Linked DNA regions of Homo sapiens: region 1 is linked to region 2. The links are chromatin loops, found by intact Hi-C in ENCODE. Cell type or tissue: endothelial cell of umbilical vein. All regions are shown on one strand. Links, peaks and the distances in the headings refer to the core of each region. The heading gives the core; the rest is flanking DNA. Region 1 overlaps NLGN1 (neuroligin 1). Region 2 holds the start of NLGN1 (neuroligin 1).

Region 1 (8,000 bases), core at 1-8,000, 350 kb before region 2:
AAATTATCCTTTGTCAAAATAAAGACAAAGAAATCAGACCGCTTCTTTCTGGAGTATCTGTTCCCTGGAACTAGGTAACTGGGCCACCAATAGCCATGGCATATTGCATCCAAACACCTAGCCTGATGCTTGGAGATTTCCCTAAACACCTGCAGTGTGATCTAGGGCAAGCCATATAATCTCATCTATAAAATGTTAGGTGTGGGGCTGATGATCATCAATTAAAATTCCTTTCAGTCTCAAACAATGTATACTACCTTCCTCCCTATTCTCATTACTGATACTACACGGGTGTTTGTAAGTTTGCTTGAACTTTTGTCTGTTTAAAATAAATAAATAACCAACTCTTTCTCGTAAAAAAAAGCTTTAGATGTACTTAGGTAAAAAATATAAGCTAATTAATTTATTTAATTAAATTAGTAAATTGCTTAATGCTGATGCAATTAGCATAAACTAGGATCTCCAAGGATCTACTACTTTAAAAAAATGATGTCTGGTAACATTTTGGGGGTGAGTTCATGGAGATAAGAAAGGAAAAGAATGTTCTTTCAGTGGATGGGGAAGGCTGTCATCTGCTCTCCGTTTCCCTTTTTTCTTCATTCAATCTGTAATGAGGACATTAGTCACAAGCAAGGCATCTCTGAGCACAGAAAATATGGCAAGAGCTGACATCAAGTCACTAAGTTCTATAGACACTTCACAATAGATGATGAAAACAACTGCCATTGTGCTTGTTTGCCACGGTCTGCTCCATACAGAAGGCTCATCAGTTCTGGTTAGGGATGAGCCATTAAGAATGTGCATCATGGATCCAACAGTACCTCTTAGTTTCAGTTAAGTGCAAGGAAAGATAGGCGGTCTATTAACAATGTTGGGAACAACTGAAGTTGACAGTGCGGACAAAGAGTGATCAGTGTGATTCTGCTGTTGGTATACACGGTAGCAGAATAAGATATATCAGATCCATCCCAGCAGAGCAACAAAGATGTCAAAAAAAAAATAAATAAATAACAGCTTTTTTAGTACCACTGCCAATCAGTGGCCTCCACAAGAAACCAAAGGTGAGATCATAGGGAAAGGGAGAAGGAAAGATAAGGATGTGATACATAGCAAAATTTAATGATTTACAAAATTTTTGGCAGGTTTTACTTCTCTGAACAATTAAAGGAAGCTTAGTGTTCACACAATCATGCTTTCTAACGGTGGTGGTAGTGAAGATATTGCCTATTTAACTCCTACTTATCTCTCGGATCTCAGCTACGTTGTTACCTTTTCACAGAAGTCTTTCCAGATCTTTGTGACAGGTTCAAATCCTTCTAAAATATGCTGTTCTCTGTCCCTCCTTTCTGCAGCACCTGCTCCAGTCAGAGTGTCTCACTATTTTCTTGATTGTTTCTTTATCATAGTTTTCCTCACTAGGAAATATGCTCCCAGTGAGCAGAGAGTGCATCTGCTTTTACTTATCATTGCCTCCTTAAATTAAGCATAGTGTCTGGGCATTCAATAAATGTTGTGTAAAGGAAGAGGAAGAAAAGGAAGGGAAGAAAAACACTTTTTGAACACCTATTGAGTAGCATCCATTGTTCTGATGTGTTATATATTTCTCATGACAACCCTTCAAGTTGAATCTTCTTATTCCCATTCTATTGAATTTCAGAGAATAAAATTAATGGTTTTAGGTTTCATAACTAAAGTGGATAAAGCACAGATATAAATGTTGATTAGTTTGGCCCCAATCCATGCAATTTTTACCTTCCCTTACTATATCATGTTATATCTTTATGTAACAGAAATTTGTCTGAATTTCTAACTAGTTATTTTGAATTTATAATGAGTTATTTGTCTGAATTTATAAAGTCATTTTAAATTTAAAAAGTTGTGATATGTAGTGTTCAGAAATTGGAGTATTGACAACTGCCTCCTCTGACATGTTTTACTGTATAAAACATTAAACTTAGAATAAATGAAATCCAAGTGTCTGTCTCTGAACATTGAACTCTGCAGGCAGTTAAAGCAATTATATGGACTGAAGTTAACCCTGAGGGAGAGATGGGGAACCCCATCCAGAGTTCCAGAGTCAGTTGAACAATCCCCACTCCCTCCCCAACGAACTGTCCAATGAAAGGCCAGTAGCTTGCTGCTACTGTTATTTCATCCCTGTAACCTCAGCAAGGATGAAACATTTTCCACTTAGACATAGAAAACAGAATGTTAGCAATACCATTTTCAAAGGCTGAAGAAAAAGAGGAAATTCTAAAAAGAAAATGTCCTGTTTTTCTTTTCTTCTCAAATTCTATGTGAAAGAGGCAAAAATGTGAGCAAATGCTGTGATATATTAGATAGTAGAAAGCACTAACAGTGACACTGAAGTAGTATGAATAATAAGTAGCAGCTGTTCAAAGAAGAAAATATAATATAATATAATAGAGTAAATGGTGTATTTGTCCCTTGAGCTGCTGGTGCTTAGTCACTACGAAATCATTCTCACAGAAAACATAATTTAGACTACACTCTAGGACAAGCTACTCAGAATTCCGTACATGTTACAACTTGTTAGATGCTTGCATGATTTTAAATATTAAAGCCATTATCAAACATTAATGATAAAAATAAATCAAATTTAGAACGTAGAACTTAACTGTTACCATCTATTGCTGAAGTGTGAGTTTATTATGAGTCTTTAAGGGTCAACAGTAGAAAACTTCCATCAAGAGAAAGGTCTCAATAGCTGTTCCATGCAAGTTTTGGTAGCCTCAGCATATTGAGGAAAGCGAATAATTGCCTACACTGGCCTTCTGTAGCAATGCAGTTGTTATTAAGACATAGGTCTAGCCAGGCAATCTCTATATTGAAGATTATGGGTGTATGTATTTAAATACAAGTACATGCAAATAATTTTATAGACATAATACAAACAACCCCCTCAAATCTGGAGGAATAACTTAGACAAAATAGCATGAAAGAAATGTATTTTCTGCTTTTCTTAGGGATAAACAATGGAAACACATCCCTAAAACATCAACTAATATGAAAAAACCAGGGCCACTTTCATGGAAAACAAATTACAACTTTTGCTCCCTTGCAAAAATGTCTAGCACAAATCGAAAGTAAAAAAGAAATGTAGACTGAACTCTCAGGGGAAATTTGTTGCATCAAAATGTCATATAAAAATGAAATACTTGTTTTCTTAAATGACCAAAAACATGTTATGAAGGAAAATATAAAGGCTTAGAATATAGCTATAATATATCTAGGCATAAGAAAGAAATTAAAGAAATCTCTTAATCTTTCTGACACTCAGCTTCTTCATCTATGACATGGGAATATACAAGCTACCTAAAAAGATCATAATAAAGGTTGAGACATTGCATATAAAATGTATAGAATATAGTAGAAGCTTGAAAAAATTTCACTTTTTTTCATTAAGGAAAACAAAGTATTTTAGAACAGGTGTTAATTACATTTAATCAATTGGGGCAAACAGAAAATTTACATATTTATTACCTAGTACAGCGACATCAGCCCTAATATTAAAAGAGAATCTGAGTTCTCCTAATCACATCCCTCTCTCTTCTTCCCCAGTGTCCTTCTTGATAATTCCATGAGTTTTAGTTTCAAAATAAAACTGCCTGCAGCCTTGTAAAGGGAAAATAGATATACTATACATTCTTAAGAAATTGTAGTATAGTTATCCTTGGAGAGAAGGAGAAGAATGGATTCCTGGAAAAGCAGAGGGAAGGAAGAAACAAATCTTATTTCAGAAAAAAATAGAGAACATCACAGAATGAACTGACATTTCTGCAACTTAGTTGATGTAAAAATTAGAGTGAGACTGGTTTTGCTTATTCACCAGAGGGCCTAGAGGGGGTGGGAAGGCCAGCTTCCAACAAAGGAGCGTACATTACGGGGACGCAGTGTATGAACACATTCTGTTTCCTCAGGGACAGAAGTTTTCTTCGTTTTCTCAGTCTTTGTAACTTGTACTTCCTTAGCTGGATCATGATTATGTTTCCATGAGTCAGAAAGCTGATATAGCATGGTTGAGCACAGTGGCTCACGCCTGTAATCCCAGCACTTTGGGAGGCCAAGGAGGTTGGATCACCTGAGGTCAGGAGATCGAGATCAGCCTAGCCAACATGGTGAAACCCCATCTCTATTAGAAATACAAAAATTAGGTGGGTGTGATGGTGCACGCCTGTAATCCCAGCTACTTGGAAGGCTGAGGCAGGAGAGTCACTCGAACCTAGGAGGTGGAGGTTGCAGTGAGCCAAGATCGCGCCACTGCACTCCAACCTGAGTGACATAGTGAGACTCTGTCTCAAAAACAAAAACAAAAACAAACCCAGAAAGCTGATATAGAAGACCTCAAGTTAGTAGGAAGATGCTAAGGAGCCCATGTATGCCACTTCAAAGACTATCAGTTCCCTGGAACATCAGTGTGTCCCTTTTACCTGGCACATAGTAGGTATATAAGAAATATTTCCTGGGCGTTAAGTCTATAATATCAATTTTTCTATGATGGCCCTGGGCTAGAAATTATATGTTAACTCAAGAAATGGCTCTTGATTGTCTGCTCTGTGCCAGATGCCATGCTAGGCAACAGAATAAAATTGATACCACTTAATGGAATCCAAGCAGCAAGTTAATGGATTATTACTGCACTGATTCTAACAATATTTAAGATGTAATACTTATGTACTGGTAACTATCTTCTTTAGGTTCTATTAGTTTATAAAATGTTGACTAAATCAAACTTCCATGTATTTAGGCATTCTGATAACTAATTGTATACCTATATGCTAAGAGTTTTCATAAACGCTTAATTTTGTATGCTAATAATACTTTGCGTGTTTTATAAAGTCAAAGCTGTTTTTTCTGTAGGCTTTGAAATTGTCACAGAAGATAGTCTGACTCCTTGATTTCACATCTCATCTACTTTCATTTGGTCCTTCTTTGTCAGTGCTAGCAAGCCCTTACCTTCTCCACCTTACGCATGGCTTTTCTAGTTTTCGAGAACAATTTATCCTTTCCTTTTATTTTTCAATTCCAAAATCTTTCATCATCCAAGAATTAAACACATGATTGCTTCCTTGCCTATAAACTATGGTGTGAGCAAAAACAAGCACATTTTCCTTTTAGATGTCATTGCCTGTCACCATAACTTTTCTTTTGCATATTCTCAACTTTCTAAACCTCGCTGTAATTTTTTTTACTCCTTTCTTCAAATTTTTCTTTCTGTTTGTCTATAATTATTTTCTTCTCTTTCTAATCAGTACTTCTTTGGAACAGGGGTATGGGAGGGCATGAGGGAGAACTTTGGCCAAGATATGGGTTTTATATTGGCAGGTCTGGACTTGATCAAAAGAGCCTTATTTTTTCTGTGCAAAATACTATCCTACAATGTGCTATGTGCAAAATATGGTCCATTCTTTTACTGTTTAATTTGCTTAAACAGGTGATGAATGTAGGAATCCAGTGTTAAATAACAGAGAATTCATAATTTTTCTATTATCCCTAATGTATGATTTGACTTAATATAGCACAAAATCACTGAGTTCCTTCTAACTAACTGTCTCGTTCCATATATACCAGTAATTTCCATTGGTTAGCTCATATGGCAGACTCCAGGGATAAGTACTGTGTGCTAATTTACTGTCCTTTATGTTTTATGTTCTTATTGCAATGAGTTGGACCCATCTGGAAGGATTATCTATTTTTGAATCTTAATAGTCTCTTCTGAGGCTACACAACCAAAATTTAAACTAAGGTTTGTTTCCTCTCCCCTATACTCTTTCTTTTTTAAATAAATAACCTAAATTAGGGAAAATGGGAAAACAGTTACAATGATCTCATCCCCAATATAGTTTAAACTGTCTGTTAGGAAATGAATCAGTAGTGCAGCAATCTGTTAAGCTTTTTCCAGTCCATCAACTCAGAATGAAAGAATTCCACCCAGAAATTAGGAATTTCCATGGGCATTATCTTGCCATGCAAAGTAGAAGCGCATTTACAACCTTTGTTTTGTTAACAAATGGTTTATTTACTGAGGATGGTTAACTGAAACTCTAGAGTACTAGGAAGAACGTCAGCCTTATTTTAAATAAGGCACGAAAATATTTTGACCAGACATTTATATTTTGCCATTTTCCAAATAGAGTCATTTTTTTTCCTCTGCCCTTGCCATGATGTGACATTTAATTATGGATTCTCTAGAAACCTTTCCCTGAGGTCTTTTACATCAGAAGTACCTTTTCCAGGAGGACTCTAGTGGAGTTTTTCATTATGACAGCAGCTCCCTATGGCTTAGCTTGCTATTAAATCCTGAATTAATATAAGCAAACCCCTTCCGTTGACAAGATAAGCAATGTTTCCTTTTGTTTTCCAGAAGAGGATCTACTAGGTTAGTTGTCACAGCCTGGACCTTTCATTGGTAGCCTTTTGTTCGGGTTAAAATATTTACAGATACATGTGCTTTTCATCTAACAGATTTTACAAGCTAGTATTACAGTATATTCTCAATCAAAATATTGTGGAGGTTCTGCAATGCCTACCAAGTAAATGCTAAACCCCTTAAGCTGGCTTTTCTGGCCCCCACAATGTGGTCTCCTTTATTCGAGCGGAATATTTGACCACTTTCCTTCACACGTCCCATTCTCTAGCTAAACTGAACTGTTTGATGTTCCATGAGTACGACTCATGAGTTCCTGCTTGGGGAGCTTTTGTTTGTGCCATCTTGAATATTCTCACCAATGCCCCTCTCTTCCAATACAGCCTGATGAAATCCTAGACAACTCAAGGTTTATGTCATACTTCTTGAACAGCCTCCTCCATGAATAGTCTTTTTCTTTCTCCATGGATAAAACCTTCTCCTTTTAATCTGCAAGGGGGTTTCACTGTACATCTTTTATGTCACTTATCTTAAGCTACCTCAAATTATAGTTTTCCATGTTCTAATATCAAATGTTTTTGCCTCTTGCAGTTGAATGTTAAGATGGCAGTACTCTCCAAATTGATCTACAGATTCAACACATTTTAATCAAAATTCCAGATACTCTCTTTGCATAAATTGACAATCTGATCCTAAAATTCATATGGACATTCAAGGGACCCAAAATTGCCAAAACGATCTCAAAAATAAACAGAGTTGGAGGAATTACAATTTCCCATTTCAAAACTTACCCCAAAGTTACAGTAATCATGATTGTGTGGTATTGGAAGAAGGGTAGACATATAAATCAATGGAATAGAATCAAGAAACTAGAAATACCTTTTCACATTTATAGTAAATGATTTTTGTCAAGGGTTCCAAGAAAATGCATTGGGGAAAGAATAGTTGTTTAACAAATGGTCCTGAGTCAACTGGATATCAACATGTAAAAAAATGAATTTGGACTCCTTCCTCACACCATGCACAAAATTAACTCCAAATAGATTATGAACCTAAATGAGAAGACAAAACATATAAAATTCTTAGAAGAAAACATAGTAAAATTTCACAACCTTGGTCTAGACAACGCATTTTTAAACATGACACCAAAAGCACAAATAACAAGAAAAAAATGATAAACTGGACTTCATAAAAATTTAAAAATTTTGTATTACAATGATTACAACAAAGAAAATGAAAAGACTACACATAAAATGAAAGAAAATATTTGCAAATCATGTATCTCATAAAAGACTTGTGTCTAGAATACATAAAGTTTTCTTACAATTCAATAATAAAAATTTAAAAAAAAATTTTAAATGGGCAAAGAATCCAAATAGGCTTTGCTCCAAAGAAGATATAGAAATGGCCAACAAGCACACAAAAGATTCTCAACATCATTAGCCTTCAGGGAAATACAAATCAAAACCCAATGAGATATGATTTCACATTCATTAAGTGCCCATAATAAAACAGACAGATAAGCAAGTGTTGGTGAGGATGCAGAGAAGTTGGAATCCTCATACACTGCTGGTGAGAATGTAAAATGATGCATCCACTTTGGAAAATAGTC
Region 2 (16,097 bases), core at 4,272-12,271:
TTCATTACATCATTTCTTGTTCTAAAAAATAATTTGAAGCAGCTACGATTTAAAAAAACTCCAGAATAATCAAATATTTAAACAAAGTTAAAGTTTAAAAATGAATCCAAATAATAAAGCAGAGTAAAAGAAGATGATTAAGGACATCTTTTTCAATTGAGCACAAAATTGGCTCTGAGCTTCCATGAAGTCAGGCAAAAGAATGAAAATAAAGCTTTCCTTGTTTACAAAAATGAGTCATAATGTTCAATGAGAGAGATGCTCACTGGTATGTGAGCTGAAAATTAGATCCCTCCCTTGAGCCCCTCAAGTAAATAAACCGTTATCAGAAACAAAGAAGTAATTTTTATTTGTGCAAAGCATATATGAAGTCCTTCTTTATGAGAGTAACTGGCCAAAGGGTTCAGTCATTTCTCATATTATCTCTGAATTATGATGGTGAAATCATATGACAAACATAGATGAGGATACGTGATCTGTTTGGTAAGGTGGACATCCTCTGATTTAACTATAGTTTACATTATATGATCATATAGATAGGTATACGATGACAAAGCAAGGTTTATAATTTAGACATGTAATATAGTATAATTTAGTATTTGTAATTTTACGCAGTACACATTCCTACATTTTCCAATTATTCAGTTTCTATTTTAAAAAAAAACTCTGTAACATCATGAAAGTATGCATTCTACATCAGAAGCATGCAGCCAGACATATACACCATTTATTCCATGGATTCAAAGGCCATGTAATTATTTTTTCATGAATTTAATTTTCACATAGGCATTCCATATTTTAAGAGATCTGAGAAGGACAGATAGTTTGTTTGTGGAACTCCCTGTTAGGAGCCCTAGATAGTTATTGCCTCCTTCTTCCCAGTTAACAGAGCTCTGATTTTTTGTGTGAAGCAGCCAAGTCCACAGGAAAACAGACCTCTTCCCCAGCCCTCAAGGGACCGACCATGATGATCAAAAACAATCATACAACGCATTGTCTCATTGACAGTTGTAAGTTAAGAGTGAAATGTGACATAGTTTTAGTCATTCAGGCATAAAGGGAAGTTTGCTGATATCTTCTGTGAAAAGTTTCCTTCTAGATAAAGAGATATATCCATGAGAAGAAGACTGCTTTTTCATTTCTGCTTTGAGTGGGGCTATGAGAAGAGGTGATGTTTGGCTCTGTGATAATCATATTGTTTATCTTGTTTCCAAGATAAAGACTCAAGAGATTTACAGTGAAGTCGTACCAGAGCCATGACATCCTTGAACTCCTAAGTTAGTCAACCCTGGATCAGCACACCTCCAGAATCTGGTTCTGAGATAATGAATGTACTTTTTGTTAAAGCCTTTAATTGGGTACTCTGTTACTTGCAGGCAAAAGCTTCCTAACAGACACCATCTTTTATATTTCTATATTCTATACAAAGTTGAGCAAAAATTTGCATTCAACGAACTTACAGAAAATATAAACAAGAATAGGAAGAAAAAAGATTACAATCAATCAGACAAGATCATTGGTCGTCCATAGCAATGTTAATATATCTTTGTAAGTCAGAATTATTTCCTATGATAGAATCCAAGAGTACTTATTGGTAGGTAGATGGTAGGTAGATAAGCAACCCATCTTAAAGTTACTATAGTCCATGCTAACACATCTGTACCAGAATCCATTATTTTACCTACTGCATTCACTAGCATGTGTTATCTTTCTAAATACAAGCATTAGAAAGAAATATTGAAACAATAGAGCTGCATTTTTATTTCCTTTGACATCTCTCACATGATTACTAAATAATTGGTAAGTATCAATAGCAAAGTCTATTGCTTTATTCAATAGACTGGAAGAGAAGGGATGTCGTCTGCAGAGAAAAATGTTATGAAGCGCTATATGTTTCCATTCTGCCCATTTATTTTCTAAGTAAAATATCATCAAAAGGAAAAATATCACAGTATTATCCTGGTTACTTTATTAACATTTAGCATGTGGAAAAATTATATCGACCCTCTTTGATGGATGTTTATTTTGTGTTTACTCTTTCTCCTTTCTGAAGTATTTAGACGAATTTTATGTATTGATTCACTCTGCCATCACGGCAAACACTAAGTTTTCAAAACCAAATCCATTTCCCCTTCTTTTCTTGTAGATTCTGATTTTGTTGAGGGTAGTAAAATGTCACCCTAAAAATCTATCTTCCAACCTCTCAGTTACCTAGAAGTAGCCAGCTGACAGAGTCTGGCAGTGATACGAGAATGGAAGTCTATGGGGAGAATGTTCACACCATAAAAAAAGACACAATGCTCAGAGAAGCCTTGTTTGGCCTCTTTCCCTCCTCTTCCTTCTTCTTATTTGTTTTTTAAATCTTATCATGTGTCCTCTACCACTTATTAAGCAAAAAATCAAAAAGATCCTCGCCACCACCATAATGCAGGGAAAAAAACAAAAAACAAAACAAAACAAAAAAAAACAGGGGTAGGGAAGAGTAGGAAACAGAGAATTTCCTTCCTTCTGATCTCAGAGCAAAACTTCTGAGCCTGGGACAATCTGACCTCTTAGAGACATTTGGCAATGTCTGGAGATACTTGGATAGTCATGATGAGGTGGGGGTGGGGTGCACTACCAGCATCTGGTGGATAGAGGCCAAGGATGATGCTACACATCCCTATAATGTACAGTACACTCCCCCATAACAAAGACAAATAATTATCCAGCCCACAATGACAACAGTGTCAAAGCTGAGAAACCCTGAGGTAGAATACTGTTATCTTCTTCTCCCCCATTTTGGGCCCCAAAGACAGACACGAGTTTGGAGGCACATCAGTGACCTTGTGCCCATGAGAAGAAAGGTTTCGAGATAATAGAAGAAGCCTGATAAAATGCTTAAGCAACTCTCTTCTCCTGACTTTTTATTATGTGAGATAAATAAAGCTTTATTTGCTTAATCCACGGTTAGCCAAGTTTTCTGTTACTTCATAGCCAAATATATTTATAAATAATACATTTACTATTCATTTATGGTAGACTCTATGTTCAGACATAAAGGTAAGCTATCATTTCCGAATGACATGATAAATCAGGCATGTCTTTTGATCTCTGGCAATTCACTGTGCAGTGAGAAAGCCAACCATTAGAAGTGTGAAAGGTGGGCTACTCCCAGTATAAATACTGTGTTGTGGGAGCTCAGAGTAAGGGTACAGGAAGGAAGCATCATGATGAAGGAAAGACCACCCAAGGAACTAAAATGTTTTTCTGTCCTATCATTGGTGTATATTTGGTGGGGTGGGGTAGAGGGGCAGGGAATGGATCAATGAAGAAAGATTAGCATAAGCAAACCACAAAATCCTAAAATGGTATGTAGTGTTGGGGAAAATAGTAATTAAGAGTCTTGTGAATGGACTAAAGAGTGAATTCAGAAGGGGGGCCAGGAGGACAGTGTTTTAATCTACATAAGGAGGTTTAAGAATGAATTGTGAAAAGCATTGAGTGGCATTAGGGTTGTGGACTTTGGCATGTAATAATCTATAAGGAGCCACTGGCCAATGTTAATAAGATCATACCTATATTTCAGAAATAATAATAATAATATTAAGTCTAGAAGACTGGACTTTGGTGATTTCATTTACAGATAATTAAAACATAACTGAAAAATCATATCTTCCTATTGACAATCCAGTAAGATGGAAACCGACTGCAAACTTCACTTCAAAAACTAAGCCTTTAAAATGTGGCAAAGGTATATGTTACACAGCTGCAGTTTCTAATACTACTGTTACTTTTAACTGTGTTTTGCTTACAAAAACTACAAATTAGTATTTGTTAGGTAATTTGTGAAATAACTCCTTTGTGTAAAAATAATAAAGAATTATCAAGATAAACCATTACTATGTTAAAAACTGTTTCAATACATGAAAACCCAGAGAGATACGTCACTCAAAGCTATATCTGTATTAATATTGTCTCACAAAAAGTTGTCAATAGCATTAAAATGTATGTGAAAAATTTTATAAAAAACTCAGATCTCAGATTTATAACTGTATTTTATAGTTCTAGCTACTTAATTATCCTATAAAGAAAACCAGAAACAGCTAGTTTAATGTAATTTGAAGGGATATGTAGATCTTGGCACTGGATAACCATGTGAAAATAGTAAAAGCAGAATAAAATATAAGAATTTCAGAGTTGGAAGAGACTTTGGAGAGTGATCCAAGAAAGTCATCCAGGAATGCATAGGGTCATCAGGCCTTCCAACACCCTGCAAATGAAACCAATGGAGTTCTCAGCCTACCTTCTTTAAGTGTATATTTCACCTTCAACTTCAAAGCCATTCAAACATTTACATTTGAAAATATGTTATTACTAAATGTAAGTGGAAAATTTCACAAAATAAAACTATACTGAGGGAATAAAGAAAAGATTGACAGCAAGTACTTTGGGGGTGGAAGAAGGGAGACAATGGGAAGGACGGGAACTAAAGAAGCTTTTCTTACTCCACACTACTGGAACTCTAGTAGAATCTGCTGAAAGATTGACTCCCTCAATTTCTGCTTATGTTAAGAGGATTGGGAAGACTAACTGCAGAATAGCAGGCTTACAGAAAACAGTTACTTCTTTTAATCAAACCATGTAATCAGAAGGCCTGAGTAATGATTAACTTCCACTTTCTCTGTGAATCACTCAATCACTCTGCAGTGCAAGTAGACTTAGATTCATTCTCTGCCAAAGGCACAGTAAATTTAATGTTTTTGCATTTAACATTTAATATTTTAAATATATGAATGGCCCTTGCTTCTGAGCTCATTTCAAAAACCTTGTGTTCTGCTAGGTTACAATGGCTGATAGAAATGCTGAGACATTTTATAGGTTTTACACTCAAACATAGGTACACATACCCTTTCTCAGTGACATTTTAATATCTATGATCCTATTAATAATTGAGCACAATTAATGGTGAGAAATGCATTAAGACCCTGTAATTTTCATGTACAGCATGACAACTCAATTGACTTAAGCAAAAATAGTCTACCGGAGTTTGAGTATAAAAAGAGGGAAAATGAGTATATTAACTACCTGTAAAAATGCAGAGTAACAGATACTGGGTTAACTATACGAATTCACGTTTCCCAAGTGTTATATGTATCACTATGGCCCTGGAAATGCAAAAAGAAATAGTACCTTTGTGGAGGCCAACTGTTCATGATTTAGAATTATCACAAATGAATCAAATATTGGACATGTAATATCCCTCATCTCTATAACACACTAACAACCTCCTCTGGAAGAAATTATTCCCAATGCAAAATCTCAACCTAAATAATTTTAAATTCAGGTGGTTTTTCATTTCTACTCACAAGGCATTGTGTTGAGGCGGGCAGGAGTCGGTGGAGAACGGTTTAAATGTTTGGAATACCTTCTCTTCCCAGGAGAGTTTATTGCCCAATAATGCATAATATATTAGTTGCTCAACGCGGGGGATCTAGGGAGTGACATCTTGACTGGAAACACACAGATCTGAAAACCACCTCTCAGGAAACGTTGTGGGGAAGAAGAGCAACTTTCTTATCCCTGTCAAACTAACCGGCGGAACCAACCCCAGAACTAGCCGGAGGGCCTGGGGAGAGCAGAAGGCTGAAAGCAGCTCCTCTGCGCTCCGCCGAGGGTTCAGGCAAGGGTTTTCTTCTGGAGGCGGCATTGTTCCTCCATCTGCTCAGCCTCCGTATTTCGCCAGGAAACCCTCCCCGCTTTCTCGTAATCTGTTCCTTATTTCTTTTGTACCTCTCAGCCGATTTCCATGCTCTTGGTCTCTGTGGTCCCAGGGCACAGCTCTAGGGTGAAGAGCTGCAGTGACTGGGGCGCCGCTCTAAGGCTTTGGAGGCGACTGCACTCCGCCCGGGCTCTGGCAGCGTGAGCGCCGCACAGTCGCTCGCTCCCTTCTCTCCGGTCTCTCCGGCTCGGACGGGCTCTCCCGGCCTCTCATCACCCACTCCGACTCGCCTTTCCTGCCGTGTCTCCCCACGCCAGCTCCGCGCGCTCGGCGCTGGCCGCCCGGGCGCGCTCTCCGCGCCGCCGCCTGATCCTCGGCTTACAGCCGCGGCGCTCCCCCGCCCGCCCACAGGCCGGGACTCCGAATTGAAGGGTCAACCCTCCGCGGGGAGGCGGGGAGGAGCGGCGAGGAGAGCTGGGGCAAGTGGGGAGCCGCGGGTGGGGGGACTGACGGGGGAACGGGAGAGTGAGGCCAAGAAGAAAGAAGATGCATCTGCTCCGAAGACGCCAATGAAGAAAGGACAGAGGGGGCAGGAGTGGAGTGGGGGAGAGAACGCCCACCAGGAGGGTGGGCAAAACGGGCAATTTACAAACTGCCGGGGCTGGAGATGCCGCGCGGAGGAGGAAAGAGGTTAGCGGCACAGAAGAAGAAATGAGGGGAAGTTCCCACATCTCCCCAAAAGGTCACGTTTGAAAACCGTGTCCCTTGAACGGGAGTTAAACAAGCGACTGGCCATGGTGTAAAAGGTGGATTTAAAAGGAAATTTAGTGTCATGTACTTATTTAGACACGGCTTCGTCTCGCTCAACTCTGGCAAATTACCCTCCAAGTAAAATGTATTGGTTTTATGCAGAAACGGAAGGCGAATCTCCTCCACTGTGGACTCCTCCTGAGATTGGTTTGTTTGCTGGTTATCTTTCTTTTTAAATGAAAAAAAGCGTTTGGGAGCTTCCATGAACCCCAACGCTTAAAAAAAACCACCCAGTTTATTAAAGTTCATTATTTTTTATTGCTTTTATTTTCATCAGAGGATAGGGTGAGGGACTGGCATCTTCAGATGTTTAAAACACTTATTTAGGTAGCATTATTTTTTATAAAGGACACGATTTCCTAAAACCGCCAGAAAGGCTATTGGAAAACTCAGCTACTAGCCTGGGAAAGAGAGACGCATTTAAACTCAAATAGACGATTATACCTCCAGCACCCCCCACCCCCACCCCAATGGGATTGGAAAAGGGTTGAGTTTACAGAAGAGAGAGAGCAGAGAAGGGTGGGTGGAAGGTGGGGAAGGCGAAGGAGAGGCAGGGAATAGGAAGTTCTCGGCAATCCCCGGGATTAAGGTAAACGCCGGAGCTCGGCGGACGCAGGAAGCTCCCTTACCTTTCTCTCTAAGCCCCGTTTGCACCTGATCTGCAACCATAAATACTTCGTGGTGCTTAGTGTGCAGCCAAACGATGGCCAAATGTTAAACAATTCTTCACGCTCCCTCCCCCTTTTAAAAAACAGGCTCAAAAGAATGTTAATAGTGTTCTTGTTATCCATCGGCTCCAAAACATTCCGTTTCGTGGGGAGGAGAGACGAAAACCAGGCCCTTGGGCACGCGTATATGTATTTATATATTATGCGGTCGGTATATAAACATATATACGTTTCCTGCATGTAAATCCAAAATGAAAAGCACCACAGATGCTTCTGTAAACGGGAGGGGACAGCGAAGAGCAAAACTTGGCAAGCCAAATGTATCCAGAGATTTCGTACCAGGAGCCACCTGCTTCAATATGCAGAATTTCCGAGAAGATTTAGAGGGAGAAGGAAAAAAATTAAAAATAAAATACCCAAAACACACACTTGAAACTGGAAGACACCTATGAAGCTTGGAAATGGAGAGGATGAGAAGATCTCCCGGGGCTACAGATCCTCAGCTAAGTGAGCAATCGCCTCCGAAAATCATAGGCGGGGAGGTGGCTGCAGATGCGTCCCCTGCTCCGGTCCCCGCCGCCGCCGCCGCCGCCGCCACTGCTACCTGTAGACACGCACACACACACGTACACGCGCGCACACACACTGCCACCTTCTCTCTCTCCCTCTCCCCTCACTCCGTGGCGTTGTCGGGTGCAGGAGTCTGAATCAAGCCAGACCATCCTCCAGACCCAATCCTGCCCCCCTCAGAGCCAGGACTCCCTCCGCTGCCTCCCTCTCCCCGCCCGGTTTATTGCACAGCGTCCCCTCCCCTGCGCGCCCCTCCCGCCGGTCGGAGGCGCGATCTTGGTGGGGGTGGGCTTCGGGGGCGCGGGTCCGGCGGTGGCAGACTTGGTGCTGGTGATGGCCCCTCCCTTTACAAGTTCCGCCCTCCTCCCTTACTCCTCCCGCGGCAGCCGAGCGTCCTCCGCCCGCAGCTTCCGCAGCGCCCGCGGCGGCAGGAGGGGTGAAGGGCCCAGGGAGTCACGTGTGAGGTTCGCCAAACCACTCAGAGCGGCGTGTGAGTGAACGGGCACGACCGCCCAGACGCGAGGCGTCGGACGCTCTGAGTTTCTGTCTTCTCGGCGTCATCGTGCTCCGGTTCCAGGCGTTTTCGTCTTGGTGACGGAGAGCGCGGAGTTGGAGGCAACAGCCTTCCACTGTGCCTCTTCTTTCCCCCGCCCCCCTCTTTTTGGTAAATCTCTAGCCACCAAACTCCCCTCTCTTTCCTCTGCTTCCTCTAGCTAGAGGCAGAGTAATCTCTGAATTGAAGCGTTCGTTGGCTGTAGACTGTTCCGTGCGAGTAGTGTGAACGCAACGCCACTGCCTTTGGCCTCTTCCTCCTGGCTGTGCCCACAGCTTCTGCCGCTGGATAGGTGATTTTAAAAAAATCACAGCTAATCATTGTTGGCTTTTGTGACGGGTGTGACTCACTGTAGCACATTGTTTACACCTACCCGCTTCCCACTAGCCTCTCTGTGTGAATTTTTAAATGTAAGTAAGTTGGAAGATAGGGCGGTGCCTACAGAACCACTAAGTTAACTGATTGCCACCTGTAATAATCGTAACCCCAAAAGGAAAACCTAGCAGTAGAAAAATCGCTAGAAGTGACACGTGAACTAGAGATATGTTTTTTCTCACCATTTAAGAGCTTGCTTCATATTTCTCAATCTCATGTATGCTTTAATCTCCACAATTCAAGTAAAAGAAAGGAACTTTAACATTTACACTGCAATGGCCCCTATCACTCACTCATTAATTAATAACAGTAAGTAAGAAACCAAGGTTCTACCATTTCCGCTCTGATTTTTAAAAAAACAGTCTTAAATATGACATGTTCCTTTGGCTTAGAGGAAATTCAGTACCACATTGTCTTGATGTCGTTTTAGAATCCAGTCTATCTTGTCATGTTTTTCTTTTTTTAAAAGTAAATTTTAGGCTATATGTTGACAAATCCAGCAGATTTCGGTAATGCTCCCAAGAAAGTGAAGTTTCTTTCTACTAAAACATGCATCTGATTCTTGGTAACAGGTGTACCATGCCCAACTTGCACAAGTTTGTCTAATTTGACAACCTAAACCCTTTGAAATTTGTCTGGAATTTCCTAAGAAAGTTGAGAAATAAGTATCTATTTCAATATTTGTGAAAGTACCTAAATGGGTCCTGTTAATTTTCATGAGATTACATCGTTAACCTAACTTGATATAGGATATGATTTTGACAAGCGAAGAATAAAAAAGAAATAAGGATGATTCTATAAAGTTCTCCATTATAATTTACATAACATAATGTTTTATATACTCTCTTGTATCCCAAGGCTGTGGGCACCACTTCCTAACTATATTTGCTGAGGTTAATATCAGAATCCTAATGGTAATAACTAAGCATTTTTCACTTCCAATATTTGGTATTTATAGTACGAGATTAATTTTAAATAGGTTCTATTGTGGGTTCTTTTCATTATTTTCATGGCTACACTTTATCAGTTGGCCATTATTACCTCATTCCTGTGAGTTAGTTTTACAAAAAGCCTAAGCATTTTAACAAAATGAATTGTTACACAAACAGCATTTATCACAATCTGTAAATACAGACGAATGAGCCAAACCTCCTTGCTCATTTTTTTCCCACTATACCAATCAAACCCTCTTAAGGAAATAAACCCATCCCCTACCATTTGATCTCAAAAGCAATTACATAGCAAGAAGTTTTGTTTTTTACTTTTTCTTTTGTTGGTATGTAGTTAAGGGCTGGGACTCTCGAATCAGATTGCCTGAGTTTGAATCCTGGATTGACAAATTGTTATTGCCCGGTGCATGTCACTTAATCTCCTTAAACTTCGAATTTCACCACTGCAAGATGGAGATAATTATGCTCCCTACCTTGTAGAATTGTTGTAAGGATTATCCAAAATAATGCATGTAAAGCACTTGGCACACAAATTATGTAATTCTTCAATGTTTCTATTTTTAGTATCTTCATGATATGTTTTCTGATTCAAACACCAACACACATGCGTGTGTTTGTATGGATATTAGATTAGTGTTAAAAACTGATAAAGACATTTGTTGGCAATATATGGTATCTGTAACCAGAAAGTCATTAGTGATTTTAGAGTGATTCCTAGGTCCTTCCTGCCTTTTTTTTTCTTTTATCTTTATCTTTTTTTTTTTTTTTTTTTTTTGAGACAGAGTTTCACTCTTGTTGCCCAGGCTGGAGGAGTGCAATGGCACAATCTCAACTCACCGCAACCTCCACCTCCCAGGTTCAGGTGATTCTCCTGCCTCAGCCTCCCGATTAGCTGGGATGACAGGTATGCACCACCATGTCTGACTAATTTTGTATTTTCAGTAGAGACGGAGTTTCTCCATGTTGGTCAGGCTGGTCTCGAATTCCCGACCTCAGGTGATTCTCCCACTTCGACCTCCCAAAGTGTTGGGATTATAGGTGTAAGCCACAGTGCCTGGCCTTGCCTTTTGTTTTTCTTATGGTATATTTGTCTTCTATTAATTAACTTTAATATTAGACTAAACATATTAAATGTGAATGATGACATAAAAAAGACATTAAACACATGAATAAGTGATAAAGACATCAGTAAAATATAGAAGATTTGATCCAACTTACATTGAAAATCATGTGGCCTTCTAGGTTGTGACATTAACTGTGCTTGTGTGTACTGCCTTTTACCATGTCAAGAATTGTTTGAAATGAGTACTGGAACTCTGGAAAGTCAAACACAAATAAAAACCCTACAAAGCTTGCCTACACATGTCTGCTCCTTTGTAAATTTGGAAGGAGACTTCAATGTAGCAAATAGGCAGAGTATTAGCATTTTCTGAAAATGTTTTCTCGAAAGAATCTTAGTATGAAAACAAATCTATGAGTGAGAATAAGGAAAAATCACTAGAGAAGTAGAGAAATCAACTTTATAAGCATGAATCTATTACCTAATCATTGTTATGTTAAAATTTGTTTTTCCCAGGAATGAAAATGAAAATATTGGAAAAGAAAGCTAGGCTTGAGTGTAAATAGCAAATTGTACCTCAGACACCTCAATAGGGTGTAGACTCAGCGTGCTTTCAGTCCAGAGGTCGTTAAGTGGAAAAATGTTTTTCTTTCTTTTCTTTTTTTTTTTTTTTTTTGAGATGGAGTCTCGCTCTGTCACCCAGGCTGAAGTGCAGTGGCCCGATCTCAGCTCACTGCAAGCTCCACCTCCCGGGTTCATGCCATTCTCCTGCCTCAGCCTCCCAAGTAGCTGGGACTACAGGCGCCCGCCACCATGCCCGGCTAATTTTTTTGTATTTTTAGTAGAGATGGGGTTTCACCGTGTTAGCCAGGATGGTCTTGATCTCCTGACCTCGTGATCCACCCGTTTCGGCCTCCCAAAGTGCTGGGATTACAGGCGTGAGCCACCGCGCCTGTCTAGATGTTTTTCTTTAGTAATTATTTCTATAAGGAAACTTAAATAGCATGTTATCTTAAAGAAAAAGCAGGAATATTACTCATTCTTTGGAAAATCCCAAAGACCCACAGCAGGAGATTAGCACATAGTTTTTCTTTCCCAAGGCATTTAGGAAGAACAAATATTAATAAAATGTGATGCTTAGATGAAATTATTTTGCAAGTTTCCTTATAAATTAGATGTACTTTACTTAAAATTGGTTAAATATAAATAATATACTGAGAAAGAGTTTATAGGGCAATGACGGCTCATATTTCTGTTCTAAAAGAAAAAACAGAGCCAAATAGTCTTTGAGTTGTAGCATTGCCAAGTGGACCCCCTGCACAGCTTCCTGGTAATGTCTTATTATAACCTGGACAAAATATATAGATATTATTAATACTAACAAGACGGAATCTGACTTCTAGGGTCACTAACATAATATCCAGTTAACCAGAATCCACATGGTCTCCAGCTCTAGTCTATTCACACACCATCCCTCTAGCACATATGGTCTGTGCAGCTTGGCTAAATCCATCCTGTTTTTATCTAGCCCTGAAAAAGTCAAACCCCGTTTCTGAAACCCTTTAATAAATCTGTATTTTCTGTCATGTGAAATACAAACTTCTTATCCTAGGAACCAAAGCTCAACAGGCTCTCAATCCCACACATCTTTATTTTGGACTATCCAAATCACCATCTCTACCTATTGGAAAACTACCAAAAATGTTATCTTAAAGATCCCCTGAGCCAGAAATTATTTTCATTTTCCCTTCTTCTCTGACTAATTTGCACGTCCCATAATGCAATAGCACAGCCTATCTTGTGTCGTCATTATTTCTGGATCGTTTGATATCTTGTTTATAAGATATAAAATAATCTCTCACTCAGGAACTTGTACATATCCATTCCTTCTCCCCAGACCTCTCTTCCTCCTGATAGCTATAGGCTCCCTCCCTCATTCGTATAGGTCTCTGCTCAAGTGTTACCTTCAAAGAAATATTGCCAGGCACGGTGGCATACTCCTGTAGTCAGCTACTTAGGAAACTGAGGTGGGAGGATGGTCTGAGCCTATGAGTTCAGGGCTAGCCTTGGGAACATAGCAAGACCCCATCTCTAAATAAATAATTTTTAAAAATCTCCGCTGACTCTGTTATCTAAAATAGCATTCTCCTCCCTGTTCACTCTCTGCCTTCTTAAATTCTTGAATTTGCTTGAACATACTTATTATAATCTGATTATATTTATTTGTTTGCTTGCCAGCTTTTTTTTACCCACCAGAAGATAAGTGCCATGAGATCAGGGACTTAATTTAATTTGTTTTGTTTACTGCTGTATGCTGTATACCTAACAGTATGCCTGACTCATTTTGGTACTCTAAAAGTAGTTCAGTTAATGTGTGAAGCCAAATTGACTCAATAATAAATTTCCAGGGCACGATTATAGACTATCTCTAACTTTAGCTAAAAATTGAGCATACAGGCACAAGAATTTTCTCAGATATCCTTGAAAAACAATTTTTTAAATGAATGTCTTACATAAAATACATTAAAGCTATACTTACAGGACATGGACCCCACTTTTTTGAGATAATTTTTAGAATGAGCATATATTAGCCCCAAATGTTTTCATAAAGCAATTGTGCCATATTTTCAAAGATACTTTGCTCATTTAAGAGCCAATGGTACTTTATTACATGACAGGTTGCACATTTGCTCATTTCCCAGAGTTTTAGTACTTTCAACTGTGTATCTAGGGTTGTGTGTGTTTGTGTGTGTGTGTGTGTGTGTGTGTGTGTGTTTTAGGTTCTAAAGTACATTTTTGGTAATTATTTAAGAACTTGAAATTTATAGAAGCAGTTATTAAGCCTAAAATCACATTTACGATGTACCTATGTATATAGCTCTTAAGAAAGCTAAGATTGTGTTTTGTGTGTATGTATGCTGGTAAAGTTTATTTACACTACATTCTCTCATGTCAATCACATTTAAGTCCTGGAAGTTTGTATTTCTGTATTTACATACAGAATTAAGTACCTTCCTGAGAAAATGTAATTCAGTAAATGAGTTTTCACTCATCAATCCTTTGAGTGCCAACTGTACCTTTTACTGCATTATTGAAGAATGAAAAGAACTATGAGACATGGTCTCTTCCAACTTGAAGTTACAGTATCTCTGAGGTAGCATCCTACCTAGACCTTATGATACCCTCATTCATAATACAAAAGGACTTCCTAGGGAAGGATATTCTAAGCAGAAGACTAACATATTTAAAGACATGAGCTCACTAGAGAACAAAATGTGTTCTTAAAGGTAAGCAGCTCAATTTAGCTAGAGCATGGAGAGGTAAGTAGGTGAGGGGAAATAAATGAGCTTGTATGTAACCAGGGTGAGATAATGAGGGGACTTGTGTGTCAGACAATTAAGTTTGGACCTGACCCTTCAAGCAGAGTCAGTGGGGAGCTTTAAGCAAGGAAATTGTGTGATCGTATTTGCTTTTTAGAAAAGTCTGTCTGTAGCAACATGGGGAGTGAAATAAGGAAGGAGAGGCAAAACTAAAGGCAGGGAAGCTAGTTATGAAATTATTGCAATAGTACACAAAAGAGATGAAAGGGTGTCTGAACTATGTAGCAACAACAACAACAAAAAGAAGTTGAATAGTGCATTACTACTTTTTTTTAAATGTTCGATGATCTTCCATTTCATTGTTAAAAATACAGACATCTTTCAACATCACCCATCCTCTTTATAATGAAAGTGATAGAAACTCAGCTCAGGCCCAATTAAGTGAAAAAAGCAAACTCCCAAACTCAGTTACCTAACTGAGAAGTTGAAGGTGCATTTAGCTCTCACCCTGATTGTATTCAGAGCCTTAACTGAGGTCCTTAAGTTTTTCTCCTTTCATTTTCTTCATTCCTTGGCTTGCCTTTATTTTCAGGAAGCCTCTCTTCACCTTTGGGGCAGGACGCCTGTCAGCAATTCCAGACATACTCTTCAGGGCAACATCCCCAGGGAAAATTACCTTGTTAACTACAGAAAAGAAATCCTATGGAGGACTTAAAATGATTTTGCTTGGGTCACACTTTCCTTTCTGTGACTGAAGATGGGGTTAATTTTATTGACCAAGTGCAGGACACATCATATACCCCTGTATGAGGTAAGGTAGCACAACAAGATTTACACATACAGTAAAGGCCAATGTAGGAAAAGCCTAGGGTGCTTACCAAAAGAAGAAAGGTGAAACAATTTGCTGGGCAAACTTTAACTTCAGCCATAATAATAGTTCACCACATGCTACTCCCAGTTTTTCTCCCTTTTTTAGCCTCTTTCCAGTTCCTTCAGTCTTGCAAAAGTGGATTCTTGAGGCTGCAAACCTACAAATCATGGCTTCCCACCTCTGCGTCTCTGTTCAATTTGTTTATGTTACTTTAATTCCTTTTCTATCCCTGCCTGTTAAAATAGAAGTTCTAGAAATTAATGACTTGTATATATTCTGTGCTTCACTGAAGAGACTTGTCCAAGCAATTGATTAGATATTCAGAAGACGTAAAAATACACAAAGCAGAGACACTATCCTCAAAGAGCTTTTAATTAGAAGGTTAAACAAAACACATATACAAACAAACAAACACATATACAAAACACAAACAACACAAGTGAATTAAAGAGGGCAATGGAAACTCAGTGAAGGAAAGGAGCAAGGACTGACTGAAATTCAGTGCATATTTATTTTGAAGGAATAAAACGAACAAATGAAGGAAGTGATGTAAATGAGCAAACTGATAAAACATAGAAATTTAGATCATCCAGAAAGATAAAAAGATTAGGCTTTTCACCATAAAACGTAGAGTCATCAAGAAAAAAATGGGTTTTGGTGCTTTTATTTTATTATATTTTTATTATTATACTTTAAGTTTTGGGATACATGTGTAGAACTGGCAGGTTTGTTACATAGGTATACACATGCCATGGTGGTTTGCTGTACCCATCAACCCGTCATCTACATTAGGTATTTCTCCTAATGCTATTCCTCCCCTAGCCCCTGCACCCCCTGACAGGCCCCAGTGTGTGACATTACCCTCCCTGTGTCCATGTGTTCTCATTGTTCAACTCCCACTTATGAGTGAGAACATGTGGTGTTTGGTTTTCTGTTCCTGTGTTAGTTTGCTGAAAATTATGGTTTCCAGCTTCATCCATGTCCCTGCAATGGACATGAACTCATCCTTTTTATGGCTGCATAGTATTCCATGGTGTATATGTGCCACATTTTCTTTATCCAGTCTGTCACTGATGGGCATTTGGGTTGGTTCCAAGTCTTGGTATTATGAACAGTGCTACAATAAACATACGTGTGTATGTGTCTTTATAGTAGAATGCTTTATAATCCTTTGGGTATATACCCAGTAATGGGATTGCTGGGTCAAATGGTATTTCTG

What was found. A loop is a pair of places that touch in the nucleus more often than their neighbours do. Peaks named below come from ENCODE experiments on the same cell type or tissue, not always from the same donor. Only the 100,000 strongest peaks of a DNase experiment are listed, where the experiment ranks them.
Region 1: a loop joins it to region 2, with 16 times the contacts of the local background. A loop is called at or near these places in 2 of 110 quality-filtered maps.

Annotation. Positions count from the first base shown.
Region 1 is chr3:173,737,831-173,745,830 of GRCh38, reverse strand. The region is part of intron 3 of NLGN1 (neuroligin 1); the gene reads right to left. Among named protein-coding and RNA genes, the nearest start is that of NLGN1-AS1, 180 kb to the left of the region's middle. In endothelial cell of umbilical vein, for the core only: no CTCF peak of the experiment used is centred there; DNase peaks (open chromatin) are centred at 1,120, 2,570, 3,920, 5,920 and 2 weaker places; H3K27ac peaks cover 7,606 bases.
Region 2 is chr3:173,387,739-173,403,835 of GRCh38, reverse strand. NLGN1 (neuroligin 1) reads right to left here and starts at 6,092. Exons shown (of 7, transcript NM_001365925.2): 1 at 5,773-6,092. RefSeq lists an enhancer at 7,324-7,823 and silencers at 8,049-8,138, 8,159-8,238. In endothelial cell of umbilical vein, for the core only: a CTCF peak has its summit at 5,913; DNase peaks (open chromatin) are centred at 5,955, 6,585, 8,225, 8,585 and 3 weaker places; H3K4me3 peaks cover 3,703 bases; H3K27ac peaks cover 3,722 bases.